Regions from separate parts of the Mus musculus genome. Here region 2 is linked to region 1. A link is a loop called in an ENCODE intact Hi-C map of the cell type or tissue named here. Cell type or tissue: heart. All regions are shown on one strand. Each heading gives the region's core, and the rest is flanking DNA. Links, peaks and the distances in the headings are about the cores only.

What was found. Peaks named below come from ENCODE experiments on the same cell type or tissue, not always from the same donor. Only the 100,000 strongest peaks of a DNase experiment are listed, where the experiment ranks them.
Region 2: it touches region 1 in a loop (2.6-fold over the local background); 5 of 42 quality-filtered maps call a loop at or near these places.

What each region holds. Positions count from the first base shown.
Region 1 is chr14:98,948,645-98,954,828 of GRCm38, reverse strand. The region is part of intron 1 of Gm41228 (a long non-coding RNA gene); the gene reads right to left. Among named protein-coding and RNA genes, the nearest start is that of Gm41228, 47 kb to the right of the region's middle. In heart, for the core only: a CTCF peak has its summit at 2,986 (motif pointing right); no DNase peak of the experiment used is centred there; H3K27ac peaks cover 1,047 bases.
Region 2 is chr14:99,014,139-99,020,322 of GRCm38, reverse strand. No RefSeq gene overlaps it. Among named protein-coding and RNA genes, the nearest start is that of Mzt1, 29 kb to the left of the region's middle. In heart, for the core only: no CTCF peak of the experiment used is centred there; no DNase peak of the experiment used is centred there; H3K4me3 peaks cover 50 bases; H3K27ac peaks cover 2,420 bases.

The DNA of each region.
Region 1 (6,184 bases), core at 1,789-4,288:
GCTGGGCATTTTACAATGAAAAATTAATTATCTGTCAAGCAATTACAATGACCAAAATGTAAAAGCAGTACTTAAAAATGTTAAAAAAAATTTTTTTGTCTCTAAAATTAGGAGAGATAAAGCCAGAAGCAAAGGATTCTGATGATCATCACAAGAAAAGAAAACAATAAATTCTATAGTTTTAAAACAGACAAACCTAGAATTTCCCAGCATGTGACCTTGGCCAAATTACTTGAACTCACTGTTCTTGTGTGAACCAAGCCATAAAATGGCATTAAAGAGATGTCCTCTGAAAAATGCAGACATTATATCTGACGTGAGGTGCTCTGGGTAAATAAATTATGTCTTTCCTGGTTCAGGCTGGAACAAAAAGGTGAATACTGTTCTTTGCAAAAGATGCTTTCGAGGGTCATCCTGTTCCTTGCCCATAATTTTTCTTCTCTACCCATGTGGCCATTTCATATTTTATTGCTGAGTTCTTAGTAGATTGTGGAGCTAGCTATAATAATAATAATAAACACCAATATTTTTCTCCCAGCAGATAAGGGCACCGAAGGGCAGAACAAATTTTCTAGGTAGTAACTTCAATGGTGTTGTTCTGTGTTAGGAAACAAATGATCCTCAGGTGTGGCAAGGCCATTGGCTCCTGGTTTCATATGTATGGTAGGAACTGGTTGTTGTTTTGCTAAGATGTAGGAAATTACAGATTCTGAGGAAATGAATGGCAAATTCATGAGAACACAAACTTATAGGCTAAGTGTTAACTTCTAGAAAATTCTACAGCCTATGGAAAAACACATGGTTTTGTTTTGGGGGGTTATATGATAGCAACTAGCTTTTAGGGACCCTTCGAGATGATCAGGGAGTGAGAACTTAATGTGAGATGAATGAGCTTCAAGAGATATTTAAATGTCCCTTTTTGAGTAACCTCCCGACATTCTTCTCTCCCAGCTTGGGTTTCTGTTCAACTTTGGCTGTTGTATAGATGACCTGTTAGTACATATTTTGTGTACTCTCTTCCCCTGGGATGTAAGTACCGGAAGTATAAAATTCTTCTGCTCCCGGGTATATGACTTATTGTAGGTGCTAGAGGAAGATGTTGAAATATAGAAAATGGTAATTAATGATGTTTGATTTGCACCATAGGACCAGGGGCTTGAAGATGGTCTCAAAGAAGGGTTTAGATGTCTCGCTATACAAAGGCAAAAACACAGTTTGACGTGACTTTGAGGGCTAAAGTGTGCTAGATTCAGGTGAGAAATGTGCATAACAAAATATAACTGCCTTAATTTCATTGAGCAAGATTTATAGCAGTGAACTGATTTCTGCTGTCTTAAGTTTTGCCTCTTCAGTACGGGATGGCCCCAAGTTCAAGTCTCTTGCAGATAGTGTAACCACTTGATCTTTTCTTTTCCTTTTTTCTTAATTTGTTTATTTTCATTTTATGTACATTGGTATTTTTGTCTGCATTTATGTCTGTGTGAGGCTGTTAGATCCTCTTGAACTGGGAGTTACAGAGTATCTGAAGGTGCTGGGAATTGAACCCTGGTCCTTTGGAAGAGCAGCCAGTGTGTCTTAACCACTGGACCATATCTCCAACCTCCTCGATCTTTTGATGATAGGTGACATCAGAGTTGAGACTGCCACCAAAAATTGTAGAAGATGACAGTTTAAAACTGGAAGGAAGAGGGACTGATGCAGTGGCTGTGGGAACAAGAGGGTGCAGGTCTCTCAGGGTGAGAGTCAGTGGGGTCATAAAACTGCTGTGGCTTGACAAGTGGAGTCAGGATCCCAGGTGAGGAAGAAAGAAAGGGGGGCAATGAGAAGGAAATGTAGGGGATCATTTCCCTTTCATGATCATTGATTTCTGTGTCGACAGGAAACTTACTAGCTTGGACAATTGAGTAAAACAAATCAAGTGACATGAAAAAAGCCTTCAGTTTGAATGTGCTTTCACTAGCAAAGAGGAACAATTAGTGTCAGAAAATGGCTGTGCGGATCCTTTAAAATCTCATTCCCAGAACATACAAGCCAAGCAAAAAGGCATTTCGAAAAATGGCAAAACAACTCACATTCTACTAGGGTAGATAACTGGTACACTGATCGGATAGACTAATGGCTCTTAAACCATAGTGGACATCCAGATCACCTGACCAGCTTTTCGTCCAGTGGGTCTGGGCTCCAACCCAGGAATGTGTCTAACAAGTTCCCAGGCGAAGCTGGTGCTGGCCTTGCATCTGTCCTTTGAGATTCGTTGTAAAGGCAGTTCTGCACCCTGGCTCCCTGGTTACAGGAGAGAAGGAGGAAAGGTGTCTATAAGTTGACTTCCTAAGGACCCACTCAGGGGTTCCTTTGGGTTTAATGTCCAAATTGCTTTCGAGTTTGGAGAACAATATTCAACTTACTGTTGATGTGGCTGCTCTCTGTTTTTTAGAGAAAGGAAGAAGTACTGTTGGTCTTCAATATGAGTCTCAGCTCTAGAGCTTTTATTCAATTCTAACAAGCTGAATGGCCTTAGACCAGTCACCTAATCCCGAATTCCTTTCTTCATCTGTAAAATAAGAAATTGTTTTACATGACCCTTCCTATTTTTTTCCTGCTTTGAGACTTATTGTTTCTGATTGTGGCTCAGAGGGAGAAATTTATATTATATCGCCAAATCCCCAGTTCACCTTTGTGACAACTGGCTTGTGTTTGGAACTTCTGCTTCACTGGAGGTCATGGGATGCCTTAGTGACCAAGTGTTCCCTAAATAGAATTCAGAGTCCCGATAGTACTGAATACACTACGGTCAGCGACATTCCTTCCTTTCATTTGCTGTTTTCCCCCTTAATTGTTAGCAGGAGTTCTTCAACAACAGTTGTTTGTTTTCTGTTCAAATTAGAAAAGAAGCCTTTTTTTCCTTTCTTTTCAGGAAATGTAGTAAGATTTTAGCCTCTCTCTGTGATGCTCAATTCAATTCTTTGCTCCTGTTGTTTGTGTGTTTTGCCACCAGATAGCAGAATTACTCTTGTTATAATATTTGTATAACATAGATGGTCTCATTAGAAGCTCTTAGAGACATAAGGGAGAGGAAATCTGTCCAACCTCAGCATCTGAGCATAATTGGTTCTGGAGAAAAAGAGGACTGTCTGTGACTTCACTTGAAAATGCTTACCAAAATGTGACTGGTTCTCCACCTTCCCCCAGAGGGAAGGGCCCTTATTTAGAAAACGAATTACACAAATATGTTTGGTTGCTCCTGTATCTAGTCAAACAGGGATTTTATTTTCAAATATGTGCCCAGAAAGGAGCCCATCTGCCTCCCACCAGCTTCAGGTGAACTCAGTCCTGCAGACTGGTAGCTCAGCTCAGGTCCCTGGAGAAGGGGTGGATGCCTGGGCAAGGCCATGAAAAAAACCAACTGTTTGCAAGTTACTCACAGATGCTATAATTCGTACAAGGAAAGTTCTGTGGCATTTGAATCTCCCTCTGAAAAACTTCCTTGTTGGTTTTTCTTGAAGACTTGTCTTTCAGCTATCGACTGACTTAACTCTGCCTTAGCCACTGACTTTCTGTGGAGTTTAAGCAATACTTCCTTTGACTTAGTGGAATCCTGACTCTTTTGTAAGATTTGCTATTTCCCTTTTATTCTTTATTATAAAACTGTGTTAGCATAAACAAAGAATTCTCAACTGAGGAATACCGAAGGGCTGAGAAGCACCTGAAAAAAATGTTCAACATCCTTAATTATCAGGGAAATGCAAATCAAAACAACCCTGAGATTCCACCTCACACCAGTCAGAATGGCTATGATCAAAAATTCAGGTGAAAGCAGATGCTGGCGAGGATGTGGAGAAAGAGGAACACTCTTCTGTTGTTGGTGGAATTGAAAGCTTGTACAACCACTCTGGAAATCAGTCTGGCAGTTCCTCAGAAAATTAGACATAGTACTACTGGAAGATCCAGCAATACCTCTCCTGGGCATATACCCAGAAGATGTTCCAACTGGTAATAAGGACACATGCTCCACTATGTTCATAGCAGCCTTATTTATAATAGCTAGAAGCTGGAAAGAACTCAGATGTCCCTCAACAGAGGGATAGAGAAAATGTGGTACATTTACACAATGGAGTACTACTCAGCTATTAAAAACAATGAATTTATGAAATTCTTAGGCAAATGGATATATCTGGAGGATATCATCCTGAGTACGGTAACCCAATCACAAAAGAAGTCATTAGATATGCACTCACTGATAAGTGGATATTAGCCCAGAAACTTAGAATACCCTAGACACAATTTGCAAAACACAAGAAAATCAAGAAGAAGGAAGACCAATGCATGGATACTTCATTCCTCCCTAGAATAGAGAACAAAATACCCATGGAAGGAGTTACAGAGACAAAGTTTGGAGCAGAGATGAAAGGATGGACCATCAAGAGACTGCCATACCTGGGGATCCATCCCATAATCAGCCACCAAATGCAGACACTATTGCATATGGCAGCAAGATTTTGCTGAAAGGACCCTGATATGGCTGTCTTGTGTGAGGTTATGCCAGTGCCTGGCAAATACAGAAATGGATGCTCACAGTCATCTATAAGATGGAACACAGGGCCCCCAATGGAGGAGCTAGAGAAAGTAACCAAGGAGCTGAAGGGGTCTGCAACCCTACAGGTGGAACAACAATATGAACTAACCAGTACCCCCAGAGCTTGTGTCTCTAGCTGCATATGTAGCAGAAGAGGGCCTCGCCGGCCATCATTGGGAAGAGAGGCCCCTTGGTATTGCAAACTTTATATGCCCCAGTACAGGGGAATTCCAGGGCCACGAAGTGGGAGTGGTTGGGTAGGGGAGCAGGGCAGGGGGAGGGTATAGGGGACTTTTGGGATAACATTTGAAATGTAAATGAAGAAAATATCTAATACAAAATTGAAAAAAAACTGTGTTAGCTTGAAATAGGAGACTAGGCAGTGGGTATTATATTAAGTAGTACGGGGGAAAGAGACAGTCACCCCCAAAATCTTTATTTACATTTTATTTATTTATTTATTTATTTATTTATTTATTTATTTATTTATTTATTCTATTAAAAGTAGATCTCCTTTTTTTTTTTTTAAAGATTTATTTATTGGTTATATGTAAGTACACTGTAGCTGTCTTCAGACACTCCAGAAGAGGGAGTCAGATCTCGTTACGGATGGTTGTGAGCCACCATGTGGTTGCTGGATTTGAACTCCGGACCTTTGGAAAAGCCGTCGGGTGCTCTTACCCACTGAGCCAGCTCACCAGCCCTAGATCCCCTTTTTTAAGAATACAATATATACTGGTCATGATTTCCTATTCCTCATCTTCTCCTAGATCCACCCTGCCTTTCCATCCATCCAACTCCAGGGTTTCTTTCTCTCTTGTATGTTGTTGCGTTTCAACAAGCAACCTCAAATCCACACCTGTGTGTGAATATTCACAGGAGAGTATGTTCACATGAGAGTATGTTCAAAGCAATACACAGGCTTTCTATGCTTTTTCTTTCATAGCTGAAAAGCACTTTCAAATTTGATTTTGGTTTCATTGGTAGCACACACAAAGGCTACATCAATCAGCTTTAACTACAGGTTTGTTCTATGAGAAGCCACCTCCAAACTCTGACTTAAAGTGACAGTCACCCACTCTCATGGATGCACAGGTTGTAGGCCTGTCATGAATCTGTCCACGTGTGCTCAGTTGCTGGAGGAGGGAGAGTTGAATGAGACTTTTTAAAACCTAAGCCCATTGGGAATATTTTTGGAGTATGATGTTTTTTCCCCCCAAACTCTCAGTGTTGTCTGGCTTTCATTATTGGTTCTGCTTCATAATAACTGTTATAACTTGGACAATTTACTTAATCTTTCAATCCATTTATTTCTTCACCTTTCAAGAGGGGATAAAAATAGCACCCAGTTCACCGGTTTTCATGAGACTGGAATGAGATCATTAGCAGATAATTGCCTGGCACAGACAGGCTGTTTACTAAATGTTAGATTTTTCTGTTTATTAAGAAAAACAAAAACCTACCTGATTATGATGGAGAGGAATGTGTTCAGGGAGAGAAGGAAGAAAAAAATTATGAACTTAGAGAAAGAAGTAAGGCTTGAATCTATCTCTAGTTCTCTGGTCATATAAATGAAAGACTCTGACAAAACCAATATTTCATCATATATAA
Region 2 (6,184 bases), core at 1,331-3,830, 66 kb before region 1:
AGAACATGCTAGCAATTCTCAGTCTTCAGGAGCTTGGGAAGGGTCTTCTGGTCTGAGAGGGAAGGAGGCAGTCACATCTGGAGTGACCTCCGGTGGCTTGCTCTGTGTGTGAAGTAAAGAATTTACATCCAGCCCTAGGGTTCCTAGCTTAGAAAGCTTTGTGCTATATATGTATGGCAAAGCCCTCTTGTCTTGTTGGGAACCAAGGTGAGTCAACACTTTTCAGGGAGTGATCCGCTCACATGCTACAGTCAATAAGTTGCCAGGACAATGAGATTTCTGAGTAAATTCTCCTCTCTGGTATATTGACAGAAGACTAGTTTCCTATCTGTTTCTCTGCATTGGAAACTGGGGTTAAGAAAACAAAATAAAAGTGAAGCCTTCAGGGAACATTGCATTGGATTTACTGGGACATTCGCTTGTAGAGTCACATTTTAGAAAGAGTTCCAAGGCCTGTTGCCTGTGAGATGTGGGGGTCTGGTTAGCCACTTGCCATGTCTGGGCTTGCTTTCTTGAGACCTCTTGTCATGGAGAGTTAACTCCCTCCACACTTCTGTAGAAGCAATAGCAAATCACTCTTCATTCTGCCGGAGCAGCACTATTATGCCCAGCTCCCTCCATCTTCTCTCTCCTTTTCTATTTTTCTTTCAGAGAAGGAATGGAACTCAGGGCTGTTTCCTGCACAGCAGGCAGGCACACTACCCCTGAGCTCCACCCTCTAGCACTGTCAGCTCCCTGCAGCTCGCTCCCTAAACCTTCATTAGAGACCTAGGCATCTGCACTTTCTGTAAAAGCTTTCTACAACCTGAACGGTTTCTTTAGGCGGCATGAATGGATGGATGCTTCTTCTCTGCTGATCCAGCTCTGATACTCTTTCTCCAGCTGTATGAATGAGTTTGGTCTTCCTGCTGAAGCCCAGGAAGAAAAGATAGTGTGACGTCAGAGCACACAACCCTGTGGATCTCACGCTCAGCACACCTCTAATGGGCTCAGCTCGATGACAGCTGTGACGAATACCATGGCAATTTCCCAGATAAGATTGTATCCGAAGCAGGACTACATTTCCTTCAGAGTTGCAGAGGCCATTATTATTCTTTGGAGAGGAATTCTTGAGGAGGAAATAGTTGATTTAAATGCCTGCTGTCAGTTGCCAAAGAAATTGTTACAAAATACTGCTATAATGACGGGGAAAACTGCCCGCTGGTTTGGATTCCGCTTTGTGTGTGTGCGTGCGCGCCTCTCTCATTCATCATCGGAGGTTTCCCTCTTTAGCCAGCCAGGTACTTAAGGACTTCTGCATACGAGGAGCTAAATAGTACTCTAACATCGGTTTTCTTTATGTGGTCTGTTATCTTTACCCAGCCAGCCATTTCTTGTGTCCTTTGAAACTCTCCTGTGGCATTCCAAGAATGGATGTGTGGTGCAGGCATACCATCACAGTTAGCCTGTACACTAAATTATTCAACAAGTGCTTCTTTAGTATCTGGCACTTTCCCGAGCTAAGATAATCCAATGTGCTGGCCAGTTTTATGTTAACTTGACACAAAGTGTAGTCAACTGAGTCTCCGTATATATGGCTGCAGGCAAGCCCATAAGGCCTTTACTTAATTAGTGATAGGGGAGGGACTGTCTCTAGGCTGTGCTCCTGGGTTCTAGAGAAGCAAGTTGCTTTTGGTTTGCACATTTCATCACAGCAATAGAACCCCCAAGACACACAATATTACGTAGTGTCCTTGAGTTAGTTCTCTGGAATGAAGCCGCCTGAATTTTAACCCTGTCTCCAGCAGGATGCCTAGTTGTATGACCTTCTTGGGTGACCATTTTGGTAACGTTAGACAAATTACTTTTCACACCAGTGTAAGGGGTCCAAGACCAGGATGAAACAAGTCAGTTTTTGATAATAGCTCATAGTAAGTATGAGTTATAATACTCATTACATCTGCAAGAAGGCAGCCTTGTCATACGGAATTTATATCTGAAGTATAAGATATAAAGGTATAAGAGTTGGTAGTAAACGTCTTTAATCCCAGTGCTTGGGAAACAGAGGTGGTCAAATCTCTATGAGTTCAAGGCCAGCCTAGTCTATAGAGCAAATTCCAGGACAGCCAAAGCTACATGTAGAAACACGGTTATCGATAAACAAAAACAAAACAAACAAACAAAAAACCATGGCTCTTGGAACAGGAGGGATGCTCAGTGGTCAAGAGCACATGCTGCTCTTCCTGAAGACCTGGGTCTGATTCCCAGCAACCATACCAGGCAGCTTACATCTGTCACCCCTGTGGACACTTGCCCTCCCATACACATAATTAAAACTAATAATATCAATGAGACAGAATACCCCATAGGCTCTGATTGCTATACAGTCTTATCTAGGGAATTGTCACAGTCATCAAGCTGAGGCCATTAGAGGTATACTGAGCATAGATCCACATGGTTGTGTGCTCTGATGCCCTACTACACATTCTTTCTGGGCTTCAGCCGGAAGAACAAAATCATAAGCGAGCAAATAAAAAACTTAAGTCAAAGTAAATAAACAATTGACAAATTGAGCAATGTAAAAGCTTTAGGTTTGTGGACACATAAGCCCTACCTTGTATGTTTGACAGAATGTTGCTATCCTGCCTGTAGGACATTAGTGCAATGCATATTTGTGAAAGATAGAAGACTTCTAGGGTCGACTGAAAAAAGTCATCAATGTTTTTTTTAGGATCAGAGTTGCTTCTAAAGAAGGCTCATAGGACAGCCATGTGTGGGGAGGGATAGATAAGAAAGACTAGAATAGGCTTAGGTTACTGGCAAGGTCAAGAGGAAGCTTCCAGGAGATTGTAATGCCGAGGATGAGAGAATCTAGGCTTAATAAAAACGTGGCCATGACAGATTTCCTGAGGTTCTGTGCCTGTATAAATTGTCATAAGGGGGATTAACAAGTCAAGAAAAACTGGAATAGAAACAGATTTGCAAGGGAGTTAGTTTCTGAACCCATGTACTTATGACATTTAAGTAGGAACAGGGAAGGTTAAGAGTTGGTGAGAACCGCAGGTTTAGAGCTGAAATGTAAAGCAAACCAACTTATCTTCATGCGGAAAGAAGCTAAAGGTAGGAATACAGATCAAACCACTGGAGTCTCTTGACTGAAGTCTAGCTCTAAAGACCTTGGCGGTAAAGGATTTGTCAAAACTACTGATTCCCAAGTTCCATTCATGGCTACTTAATCAGAATTTTGAGATAAAAATGGAGACTACATTTTTAGCTACCAGTGGGCTCTGTTGTCTGTGTCCTCATAGTGTGGTGGAAAGGACAGAATGGCTCCCCTTGGGCTCTCATCTTGTCTCACCTACTGAACCCCTGGAGACCCCACCTCTTAAAACTATCACCTTGGCCAGGGTAAGAATTTAGCATATTGCTTTTTGAGGGATCACAAATATCTTGTCCCTGGCACCAACTTCTACCAAGAAATCCATTTTTGTTTTGAAAAGGATTTCTTTAGGGAGTTTCTCTTGTTTTGAGGATGAAGCCCAGAACCTTGGGCCTGCTAGGCTAGCATTCAACCAATGGAGCTGCACCACAAGCTCAAGAAATCCTTAACTCAAGCAAAGGAATTCACAGATGCGTATGTGCTTAGGGAAGCCACAGCAATGGATTTGCTTCTTCTCTGTTTCTCTTTTTGGATTGCCTTGATGCAGCCATAACCTGCCTGTTCTGCATACTTCTATGTCTAAGGCAGGTTCACATTTGTCTATGGTCAATAATATGCATATTGACTAGAAATAATGTATGGCTAGACCAGCTGTCTTTGCATTATCTGCTTTATCTAGAGGTTTCTCATTCAAAAGAAAAATGCTATAAAGCAATACCTAGACTTCTGTTTGATAAAATATCTGGATGCTAATCCAGCCTAGTCAAGTGATATCTACACTTAAAAACATTTATTTATAAATAAGAGAATGTCAGGACAACAGTTTATTTGGACAGCCAATGGCTCCCATTATTCTCATTATAATGAGACTCCCCATTATTCTCATTTCCTGTTTCCATGGCTTTTGGAACTCTGGGGCCCTGCCTTACCCAGTGCTTCGCTAACCAGAAGAGATATGCTGTGGGCCAAAATCAATGTGATTAGTAGTCATTTTGTGGTATCTCAACTTTCCTCTGTAACTGAATTTAATATATGATATGATACACACACACACACACACACACACACACACACACACACACACACACATATATATAATTTTAGAAATATGATGTACTGGCTAGTTTTGTGTCAACTTGACACAGCTGGAGTTATCACAGAGAAAGGAGCTTCAGTTGAGGAAATGCCTCCATGAGATCCAATTGTAAGGCATTTTCTCAATTAGTGATCAAGGGGGAAAGGCCCTTTGTGGGTGGGACTATCTCTTGGCTGGTAGTCTTGGTTCTATAAGACAGCAGGCTGAGTAAGCCAGGGGAAGCAAGCCAGTAAAGAACATTCCTCCATGGCCTCTGCATCAGCTCCTGCTTCCTGACCTGCTTGAGTTCCAGTCCTGACTTCCTTTGGTGATGAACAGCAGTATGGAAGTATAAGCCAAATAAACCCTTTCCTCCCCAACTGCTTCTTGGTCATGATGTTTGTGCAGGAATAGAAAACCTGATTAAGACATATGGATTTTTCCTTTTGCAACTAAATATTCTACAGATATAATTTTAAGAGTCATTTGTTATTATTTGTGTGTATGTTCGTTTGTTTAGCTTTAGTTTGTGATTGAATGGGCTGCCATAGATAAAATAACTTATGTATTACCTCGTAATTGTAGACATTCAATGCTTTTAGGAAGTCATGATTAGAGTTTTTTGAATCTCATTAGAATGGTGCAGAGATTTTTATTGAAATGTAACACGGTATTCTTACTTTTAGATTGTTAATAGATTGCTTTTTGTACATACGGATCTCCCTGGATTAAAATCAACATGGTATTTGTTTTCAGTTGTCAAAAGCCCCTTCACTTGATCACAGAGAAACACTACTTTTGTCCGGTATGGTGGTTGATTTTCTACATCAACTTGACTGAGCCATTGGCTGCCCAAATAAACTGTTGTCCTGACATTCTCTTATTTATAAATAAATGTCTTTAAGTGTAGATATCACTTGACTAGGCTGGATTAGCATCCAGATACTTTATCAAACAGAAGTCTAGGTATTATTTTATAGCATTTTTCTTTTGAATGAGAAACCTCTAGATAAAGCAGATTATTCTTTATTTGTGTGGGCCTCATCTAATCAGCCTGAAAAGAAACAAAGCCTTTCCCCACAACAGTGAAGTGAAGAATTTGCCCTTTGGGGTGGTCATCACACTGAAGACTCTGGTATCTCCCTCACCACCCCGACCTCAGTTTTTCTGAAGACTCTCATCTAATAAAATGAATTACAGAAACACTTTCAACCTGAAGGAGGCCATGATGTAAGATATTTTAGTAAGTCTAGCTGGCTAATTTAATACACTAAATATCTCCAGCCAAAAAAAGAATCTGGCCACATTCATCCTTGTTCTAATGTGATCTGATATCAAATGAACCAGAATTAGAGACTTAGCAATAAGAGTTGCTTTGAGCAAGGTCCCAAAACATTATGTGCATTAAGATTGACAACTCTAGTTTACCTTCTTTAATGATCTTGTGGACTTTAAGTATTACGGAATCACTTGATACCAATGTTATGCACACTGTATTTTCCTTCTTGCCCTTGCTTTATAGTGATTGGTTAATTAAACCCTCAAAGCTCTGGTGTTAAGAAGAGGGAGCCCATGGCTCACTGACTTCTGCAATTGAATTAGGTTTTCACAGTAACCTCATATTGTTGCAAGGAAGAAAGCAAGAAGAATGACATTTGAAATCATGGGAGGAGCAGGAGCAGGTATGAGTTAATTGCTTGCCTTGGAATTTTGCCAAAAGACAGATGTTAATAACTTTTTCCATAAAAAGCGCCAAGAATGCTCTTTAGTGAAATCCAGTATTGTGAATTTTGACTCCCTGTTCCATCAGAAATTGATGTTGCCGTCAAATAGCATCCACTTGCATGTTAAATACTAACTCACAGACCCCCCAAGCTGATTCTAGATCATTGCAACCATTGGAAATGCATGCAGAGGTGTTTTCTAGTCTTTCCAGTGAAAGGTGAGGCAAACAGAGCTAAAACAGCTAC